Linked DNA regions of Mus musculus: region 2 is linked to region 1. The links are chromatin contacts, found by Hi-C or POLR2A ChIA-PET in ENCODE. All regions are on one chromosome and are shown on one strand. The core of a region is the stretch at or near the end of the contact, and the rest is flanking DNA. Distances in the headings are between cores, read along the strand shown. Region 1 has its middle 21 kb from the start of 1810063I02Rik. Region 2 holds the start of Med9os (mediator complex subunit 9, opposite strand).

The links. A loop is a pair of places that touch in the nucleus more often than their neighbours do. ChIA-PET counts read pairs that join two places held with the same protein, here RNA polymerase II (POLR2A).
Region 2: a map of gastrocnemius shows a loop between it and region 1 (2.3-fold over the local background). The contact joins the promoter of Med9os here to the enhancer-like site in region 1. A Hi-C loop is called at or near these places in 7 of 37 maps with a recorded cell type or tissue (T-helper 17 cell, gastrocnemius, heart and 2 more). POLR2A ChIA-PET finds 5 or more read pairs at or near these places in 4 of 5 experiments (Patski and embryonic stem cell).

What each region holds. Positions count from the first base shown.
Region 1 is chr11:59,898,498-59,903,119 of GRCm38, reverse strand. No RefSeq gene overlaps it. Among named protein-coding and RNA genes, the nearest start is that of 1810063I02Rik, 21 kb to the left of the region's middle. Within about 2 kb of position 2,789, at least 3 of the 3 ENCODE cell types and tissues checked have a DNase peak (open chromatin) inside an H3K27ac peak, as active enhancers do; they include gastrocnemius, heart and left cerebral cortex, where a contact is called at or near this core.
Region 2 is chr11:59,945,393-59,950,014 of GRCm38, reverse strand. It overlaps Med9os (mediator complex subunit 9, opposite strand), which reads left to right and starts at 1,868. Exons shown (of 2, transcript NR_045273.1): 1 at 1,868-2,191; 2 at 2,919-3,123. It overlaps Med9 (mediator complex subunit 9), which reads right to left and starts at 1,801. Exons shown (of 2, transcript NM_138675.3): 1 at 1,537-1,801. The coding sequence starts at 1,748.

The DNA.
Region 1 (4,622 bases), core at 1,540-4,039:
TCCATTTTCTTCTCTATTTTGGTAAATGAAATTACGGGGTGGCTCTGGGGGGTGTTTTCAAAGGAATTATAAGCCGGGAAACCAGAAGCATCTAGAGACCCATAGGAAGTTAGTGCGTGTCCTCTCCCTGAGACGTCCATTCAACTTCACCATCATAGCTGGTGAGCGAGAAGGGCTGTGAGCAGTTCTTAGCTGTGCCCTTCTCACATCCCTCAGATTTTCCAGGACTCTCTATCCTGTCTCAGGGGAGTTGTGGTCCCTAAGAGATGGAGGTGCTAGAGTCGCTGGTACCCTCCAGGGCCCTGGCGTCACTCCTAGCCTGTCCTCCTGTGGCACCTGGCTTCTGTACTCTTGAGGAGACACACCTTGCTTCCATCCCCTCCCCACCCTGGGGTAAAGCCTTCTGGCCTAGGTTCCTGAATCTCGTAGCCAGGCAGCCAGAGGCAGTGAGGAGTAGTGACAAGGCCTGGCACGGTTTATTTTTCCTGAGCTCTGACACTCACATTAACTGTACTTTCCTCTTGCACAAGACCCTCTCAGTTCCCAGAAGACCAGGCCAGCCACTTCCCTGAGGGCCCACAGAGGTCTGACAGGGTGGGGTTGGGGTCTTTCTCCACAGGGACAAGGAAGTACGTCTCCTCATCCCTTGGACATTTCCACCAGGCCCTGTAAGGGAGCTATTTCAGGAACAGCTTTTTTTTTTTTTTTTTTTTTTTTTTTTTACCAGAGCTTGGGAAGGGCGGACTGCCCTGAGAGTTTACTTTCTCTTTTCTCCAAGATGTGTTTGGCAACAGCACATGAGCTGTGTAATCCTTCCTCTAGCCGGCCCTCAGCACAGCATGTCCTCAAGGACACAAAGGTCACCAAACATATGCAAGTCTGGCTTTAGCTGTGATCTGAGTCTGGACACAAAACCTTCTGTGACACCGTCAGAAATTACGTCACTAGTACAGGTCAGGTGCTAGTCAGGCAACACAGGCTTTCGAGACTCCCAGAAAAGGCAGCTCTACTGGGGCTCATTGTGTCCTTGGGGGCCACAGGAGCTTAAGAGCTTCCTGGGCCAGGGCTCTGCATCCTTTGTCTTTGTCTCCATGCCACAGCTCCAAGTGCCAGAGTAAGAAGAAATGGGCCCCGTGGACGGATACGGACAATCCTATGTCAATCCTACAATTGACTTGACAAGGATGCATGCAAAGATGGGGCAGGTCACTTGGGCCTCAGAGCAGGCATAGTGGCACACCACAGGTCTGTAATCCTGGAATTCTGGAGGCTGAGGTAGAAAGTTCACAAGTTCAAGTACAATCTGAGCTACTTAGTTAATTCAGGATCATGCTAAGGTTATGTAGTGAGACATTGTCAAAAAAAATAAAAAAGGAAGGAAAGGAAAAGAGGGAGGGAGGGAGGGAGGGAAAGAAGGAGGGAAATAAGGAGAGAAGAAGGAAGGAATGAAAGAAGGAAGGAGGGGCTGGCGAGATGGCTCAGTGGTTAAGAGCGCCGACTGCTCTTCCGAAGGTCCGGAGTTCAAATCCCAGCAACCACATGGTGGCTCACAACCATCCGTAATGAAATCTGATGCCCTCTTCTGGAGTATCTGAAGACAGCTACAGTGTACTTACATATAATAAGTAAATAAATAAATCTTAAAAAAAAAAAAAAAAAAAAAAAAAAAGGAAGGAAGGAAGGAAGGAAAAAAGGCCTAGAAAATGAGCTTTCTGGGGTGTTCTGTCTGCTGTCCAAATTCTCACTCCAGGACAAGGACAGGTTCACATAACTTCTCAAAGCTCTTTTTGGTCCTGGCTGATGCAGTCAGGCTAATGTTGACCCAGGAGTTAAAATGTCTACAGAGACATGTCACAGTGTTTCCTGAGCTACCATGAAGGAGGCCCAGGTCACAGCCTCCCCTCCATTGCCAGCAAACCCAGGCCATCTGCTTCTCAGCTTTCTTTCCCAAATGGTCTTGAGAAGTGTCCAGAACAGAGCAACCACTCCACACTCTGCTGTGATTCTTACCATTTCATTATACAGAAGGAAGTCTGAGCAGACCTGCTGTGTGGGGCTGGCTTCCGCTTCCTCAGACACAATTCCTACATGCTGCCTGAGAGTCCCAAGGTCCTCCTTCCAACCAAGTAAACACAAAGCAGGTTGCAGGGAGAAGGGATACAGGGAAGTAGACATGATCCTTCACTGGGTGGCCTCTGTCCATTTTCCTCCAAATCAGTCCCACTGGGAACTCCTCCGGTCTCACATTAATGCTGGGCTACTGCGGCTGGGGTAGGGGATGTGGCAACTCTCCATGGTGAATGTGGAAAGTTCCAGCAAACCCAGGATTTCCAAAACACATGCTTCCTACCTTTCCAACCCTGAGCAAGTCTCCTGACTTCTCAGCCCCTCAAACTCTTCATCCTGAAACTGGGCACTGGGAAATTCAACTCCACATACAAGAAACCAGGCATCCGGTGAATCTTTGGCAGGGCTAGCCTGTGCCATTTTCTAAATTAGATATTAGTGTCCTCCTCAAAGACTGTGCCTGACATGGGCAGACCTGAAACAGCCCATTGGCATCAGCTACCAGAGCTAGCTGCTCCTAGGCACCAGTCCTTCTGCCAGGGACCATTCTGGCAGCTGGCAAAAGCCTCTAGGGACAACCGGGAACATACAGGAGGTACTGGAGAAGGTTCAGTGAGGGACGCAATTCTGCAATCTCCCCGTGGGACGATGACAGTGGGATGTTATTTCCTGCAGGCTTGAGGGGCTCTGTGCAGGCCAGAGCCCTTTAGGGATGGGCACATGTGTCATAAATGGCAGCCTGCCCCCTCCTTCCCTGCCTCTGGGTCCTTTCAGTTCCCTGTCATGTAGCCAGGTGGCTTCACCCAGCTGCCAACTTGCCAGCCTCTTTGTCCTCCTCTGCCCCAGCCTTTTCCCGAAAGCTGCATCCTCAGGATGCAGTGTTAATTGAAGTTCTGATTGCTAAATTGTCCTTGGAGCTGAGCGGAGCGGAGCATGGAGGGCACCGTGGAGGCAGCTCTGGGCTGGGTCCTCAGCTGCCCTGCTGGGCGGGGAGTGGCTATAAGAACAACCCAGCACAGCCACAGTGTGATGCCAGCACAAACATCCTCCAGCCTCAGCCACCCACCCAGCTTTGACTGTTTTCCTACCAATGCCCCTGAGGTCGTGTGTGAACACAAGGAAGTTGATTTTTTTTTTCCCTATCCTATTTTTAAACCTGGCTGGGCTGGCAGCGGTCGCCATTCAGTGCCCTGGCCTTATTTTCTAGCTGCTGCAGACAGACAGTCCACAGAGAATGGCCCAGTGACACCTCTGCTGGCCCTGGAACCCAGCCTGATGGCTCTGGGTGGGTGTTTCCTTCACAGCCTGGGAAAATCACTGGCTCCACCCCCCTGGTACTGAAACTGAGGTTGAGAAGAGATACCACCACCACCACCACCACCACCACCACCACCACCACCACCACACTACCCATTTCCAGAACATTCCCGTCATCCCAAAGAAAGCTCATTTAGATCTCTGGTTCCCATCAGCCTGAATTCTGTTACTGTGGTGATTCTGCACAGCTCCTGCAAGTCACCCCTCAGCCATCCTCCAGGCTGTAACCTTAGTGAGGGCTTTCTCTCCTTTCTCCAGGTCTGTCCAGTTGCACATCCCACAGGGGATGGTGGGACGATCTGTCTGTCTGTCTGTCTGTCTGTCTGTCTCTCTCTCTCTCTCTCTCTCTCTCTCTCATTCACTCACTCTGGTGAGCACTGCTGTTGTAGCTATTGGGAGAAGCTTCTGTCTGGACTCCTGGTTTGTGTTCTGTGTGGATGTCAGGCTAGGGTTGCCAGGCCTCTGTTGAACTGTTTAACGTCTTGAAGCTGAGCTTGCTAAGGGACTTGTTCTCTCTTTACTTGAAGGTGGAGTTTCAGGTGATGGCAAGGGGCTTTTCTGGGCAGCAGTGGCACCCCAGGGGTCAGTGTGGGGGCCAGACCCATGTGGAAAGCCTAGGTCACAGTGGAACCCAGGTTATGCATTTGACTCCGTGCACTTATGTCCCATGGTCCCCTAACTAGGAATATCACACCCCGGCATGTCTTCTGGGTCTCAGGTTGCTGTGTGCTGAAAGACAATCATGATAATCAGGAAGTGCCTGAGCACTTGGAGTTATCTGGTTCTAAGGTGAGTATCCCAGCAGACATGGGTTGACGGGTCCTGGGAGTAGGGACCCTGGCTCTCTGGCATCTCCCACACCTACTGCCTGTGAGCTGAGGCCCACTGGGCCCCCCCAGGCCTTGTTACTGTGCTTATGTTCTGCCTCGCATTGAACAGCTTCCTCAGAAAGCTTGGGGAATCCCATGGGCATATGTTTGCTCAGCACCACACACTCTACCTGGGTCTGAGCTCAGCTGGCCGGTTTGACTACACACAGACTGTTTTGTCTTGCACGTACCTTGTGGTCCACTGTGACACCTCAGCTTTTCTGGTCTGTTTTCTTGCCTTTATTTGAACACCTGGACTTATACCTTCTTGTGTGCTCTTTGGAAAATACACCACTGGAGTGCATACACTGGCTGCTGCTTCCTGTGGCAGAGGTGACCGTGCACGGGCCTGGCAGCCTCTCCAGGGCC
Region 2 (4,622 bases), core at 619-3,118, 48 kb before region 1:
CTAGTGTCCTGTGGCTATACAGGTATGTGCTAAATAACCTGATTAATGCCAGATCATATATTCAGTAACTGTCTAATGCTTATAATGTAACCAAAACCTTCCTTTGCCTAATGACAAAGTAGTTGTGGTAATGTTGCAGCAGAATGCGCCACTCACAAGAGTGTGAAAAAAAAAAAAGTATACTGCCTGATGGATAAAAAGTATTACCTATACAATTACAGGTAGTTCTTAATGCTTGATAATGATAATAAATAATGATGTCACTAGTTTATGGATGTATTATACTGTAGCGCTTCGCCTTGTTGCCTAGAGACAGGGTCTCATATTAAATAGGAAGTTAACAGTGTCAGCCAGGCAGCCTGGCCAGAGCTCTTGAGATCTGTCTGTAGCGCTGGGACGCTGGGGCTCCAGGCACGAGCAGCCATGACTGGCTTTTTATGTGGACGCTGAGGATTGGAACTCAGATCCTTGTGCCGTTTGTACCGCGAGTGCTCTTACCCACCAACCTGTCCAACTCCCAGTGTTGCTAAGAATCCTGACTGCACAAAGAGGCACCAGGCAGTAACTGTTCCGCGTCACCTAAGTTTATCAAAGCACACTTGAGAATGCTTGCACCAAAAAGTGTACCTCTTGGAAATGACCCAAGCGTATATGGAGTGAGCAAAAACATAGGCCATCATGGAGACTGGAGACTTTGGGCCTAAAAGACCATACATCCTTGTATATTCTATTAGAATTATTAGAATAAAGTTAATAGTGGGACACAATCATTCAGAGCAACTTCTGTGTCTTCGTTTCAAATGTTTCCTAGCATCACTTCTCCCCTCTCCACTTGTTTGTTTGGAGACAGGGTTTCTCTGGATAGCCCTGGCTGTCCTGGAACTCACTCTGTAAACCAGGCTGGCCTCGAACTCAGAAATCCGCCTGCCTCTGCCTCCCAAGTGCTGGGATTAAAGGTGTGCGCCATCTCTCCACTTTTAAGAATGTTTGTTTGTTTTTCTTTGCTTGTAACCGTTAAGCCCTGTAAGGGTAAATGGCTGCTCCTTTCTTTACGGTGTACAACCCTAGTACCTAACAGAGCCCACACAGGTAAGATGCCTCGCATTGAAATGGGTACTAAACTGTGTACACGGTGAGAATCTCGAGTCTGAACGTCTGAGGTCCACCAAAATTCGAACACTTTTCGGGGCTCATATAATGCCACAAGTGAGAAATTCCGCTCTGGGCTTCATGCGAACAGTCAAAACGCAGGCGAATTAAAACAACTGTATAAAATTGCCTTCGGGCTATGTGTAAGGACTTAAGACCCATCCCCAAGTCACTGCAGGATCTGGGATGGGACACTGCAGAACCTATCTATGCATTTGATCAGTACGTGGGCTTCACCCGGGAGTAAAGTGTAACTCTTAAGGCGCCTGACAACGTGGGCCCTCTGGGAAAATGGGGCGTGGTCCAGAGCCCACGGGCTTTGGCAGCTCGGAACCAGGGACACTAGAGTCGCAAAAAGTGGTGTCTTAACCTTTCCTAGACCCTTACCATTTGATGACATTGTGAACCAACGGCAAAAAGGAGTAATTCTCCTCCTTCGCGCCAGCGGGGGACTGAGGCCGCGGAGCCGCCGGCGGCGGGAGCGCAGCGACCGGCAGAGGCTGAGGCGGTGGTGGCGGCTTGGACTCCGGCAGCAGCTCGGGCGGTGGCTGTAGCGTATCTTCGGCCTGTCTCCCACCCGCCACCCCAGAGGAAGCCATAGCACCAGGAGTCCAGCAGCTGCCGAGGGGCGCTGGGTGCTTGCGTCACAACTGCGCGCCCGGGGAGGCCGGGCGGGAAAAAACTCTGAGTCTGCGCCCTGGGCGTAGGCGGGCGGGCGTTGCTAGGCGACGGGTGTCGGGAAAGCTAAATTGAGTAGTCAGGATTAGGGAATCTACTCCAGTCATCTTTCTAGTTCACATGACAGAGAGAGGTCAAAACACCAACGAGGACCCCCGGGACTGGCAGGAAGAACGGATGACGCTGGTGAGCACCGTGTGAAACTGAGGCTCTGCGGCAGCGAGCATCCAGATGACAAGGACTTACACGTCTTTGTGTCATGCTAGCCTCCAGGAGGGCCCCAGACTGGCGACAGCAAAACAGGCCATACAAACTAGTTCCACACGGCTGCCAAGGGGAAAACTAATCGTTCTTCAAGCATTTGGTATGCATCTAGCAGGTGCCAGACTACATACGTATATAAGACTAAGATCTTGGACCAAATAGGAGAACTTTACGATAGGCTTGTATTTATTCATTTCAAGCAAATGGGCTCCATTAAAAATTTTCTGGACAAGGGTAGCAGTAATTCTGATTCTGACTAACAAAAATCAGGGATTAGGGAAGCTGTCAACTGGGAGAGGACATCTGTCTTTGATGACAGGAACCATGTCAGTAAAGAGAGGCCAGGAGCCCACATCTCAGAAACAAAAAGAAGCAGGAACGTGGAACTTCACAATGGTGTTTTCAGGTTTTTTAGCTACAGGTCTCAGAATTGTTTTCTTCAGAGCTGCAGATAGTTCTCTAAACAGAGGCACTGTCAGGAAAAGAATAATCTCAGTGTTGCTCAAAAGAAGACAGAAACAAAGTGAAACAAGGTGATTTATTTATTTCTTGAAAATGAGTGCACCAGAACTCAAGATAAGATAGCAGAAACACTCAACAAAATGGCCACTTTCTTCCATCTCAGGCTTAGGTGCATTTCATCCCATTAGTGGGAACACAACTTCTCAATATGACTCAATGGGCTAATCACCCAAAGGGAAAGGTGGGTGGGGGGAGTGGAGTTAGGGAATACAGGCCCCTGTGGAACTAAGTGTCTGATTAGAAGAACATTTCTCACTGCAGGAAACTGTAGGATTTCCTTCTAACCCAGGACCTCTCCACCTTAGGGGAAGGGCCATGATTCCTGAGGAAGAAGGGAGAAGAGAATGGTCTAAGATGGAACCAGGTGTGCCAGAAAAGACTTGAAGACACCTCTGGAGACATCTGGGAGAATGCATGGTAAAACGGCAGTGTTAGCAAACAGTAGCTATCACTACTACTGTGGAATGAAAGTGACGAGAAACCATTAAAACCCTCATTTAATCCACCGAGAAACTCTGGAAGGTATATCTTAGTTTTCCATTTTATAGAAAAAGAAACAAAAGTTTACAGGGCTATAATAGCAGCCCCAGGATCACAAAGCCACAGAGCTTCCTTGACACCAAGTCTATGTCTAAAATCTACAGGTATGTGATGCCAGGCTCCTCCCTGATCTGTAACTTTTGATTCAAAATGTTAATGTGAGCTTTTATTCAGAATTCAAAAAGCATCTAGTAGCCATTGATACTATCCTCATAGCAACCAAACATCATCTTTCCCCCCTTAATGTGTTTTATAACTTAATTACAAGTCCCAAATCTATCTTTGGCAGAATGAGGGCATCTCTTTAAAAAGCTCTTGAGATATAAATAGATATGGCTAAACAAAACAAATTGATAACGTAGGAAGCATGAATAAGTATGGTGCATTGACAGTTTGCCCTAAAAATAGTTAATATAATTAGTGACAAAGAATAGAGCTGACTTCACATCACGGCAAACAGCTTTCAGAAAACTGCTCCCTGTTCTGGCTTCCTTAAAGCTGATTATTGCAAATACGTGTGTGTGTGTGTGTACAGCCATTCTGATCTAAGTCAGAAAAGGAGGGTGCTACTGAGGTATAGGCAGAGTCAGAGTCTCCATCCAGTTAAGCTGCCACTATAGTGTCTTGGGCAGGTTTCCATGGCTTCACAGGGTACCCTGTCCCATCAGGCCTGTGGATGAGAGGTCAGGCTCGAGGTAGTCTGCCTGCCTTCAAGCCAGGCTTCACCTCCTGGGAATGATATGACTTTAAACCATTGTGTAACTTTACTCTCTGACTACCTCCATAGCAAAAGAGGAACGCTGAGCAGGTGTTTTTGGTTTGGTTTGGTTTGGTTTTTTTGTTTGTTTGTTTTTTACAATTTTCTATAGTGGGAATGTGCCCCCAAAGTTCGTATTTAAGAAACAACTCCAGGGTCAAGAGGGTGGCCCCTTTATGAGTTGAGTAACATGAATGGATTCATGTTCCTTTAGGAATGAATTCCTATGAAGAGAACAGGTTTGCTATAAAAGCAAGGTCTCCCTCCTCTTGCTCTCAAGTTATACAGCATCTGCTGTCATATTACGACAGAAACATAAGCCCCTTGCCAAACATGGCCCCTTGATCATGACCTTCTCAGATCAGCAACTGTGTATGTAAATAATCTCTGTTCATTATCAATCATCCAGTCTGTGATCTCCTTATAGAATACAAACATACTAAGAAGCCTATAAAATACCTGGGACCATGATATGTGTGAGATAATATAAAAGATATTTTTACTTGGATGTGGAAAACCCAGGCTGACAGCAGATTGAAATGTGCTCTGGGTTCCGCAGTTAAGAACACTGGCTGCTTTTCCAGATGATGTTGGTTTGAGTCCAGCACCCATGTAGGCAGCTCACAACTGTGCGTAACTCTAGTCTGAGAGATATGATGCCCTCTTCTGGCATCCATGGTCACCAGGCATACAAATGATGCAGAGACACAAA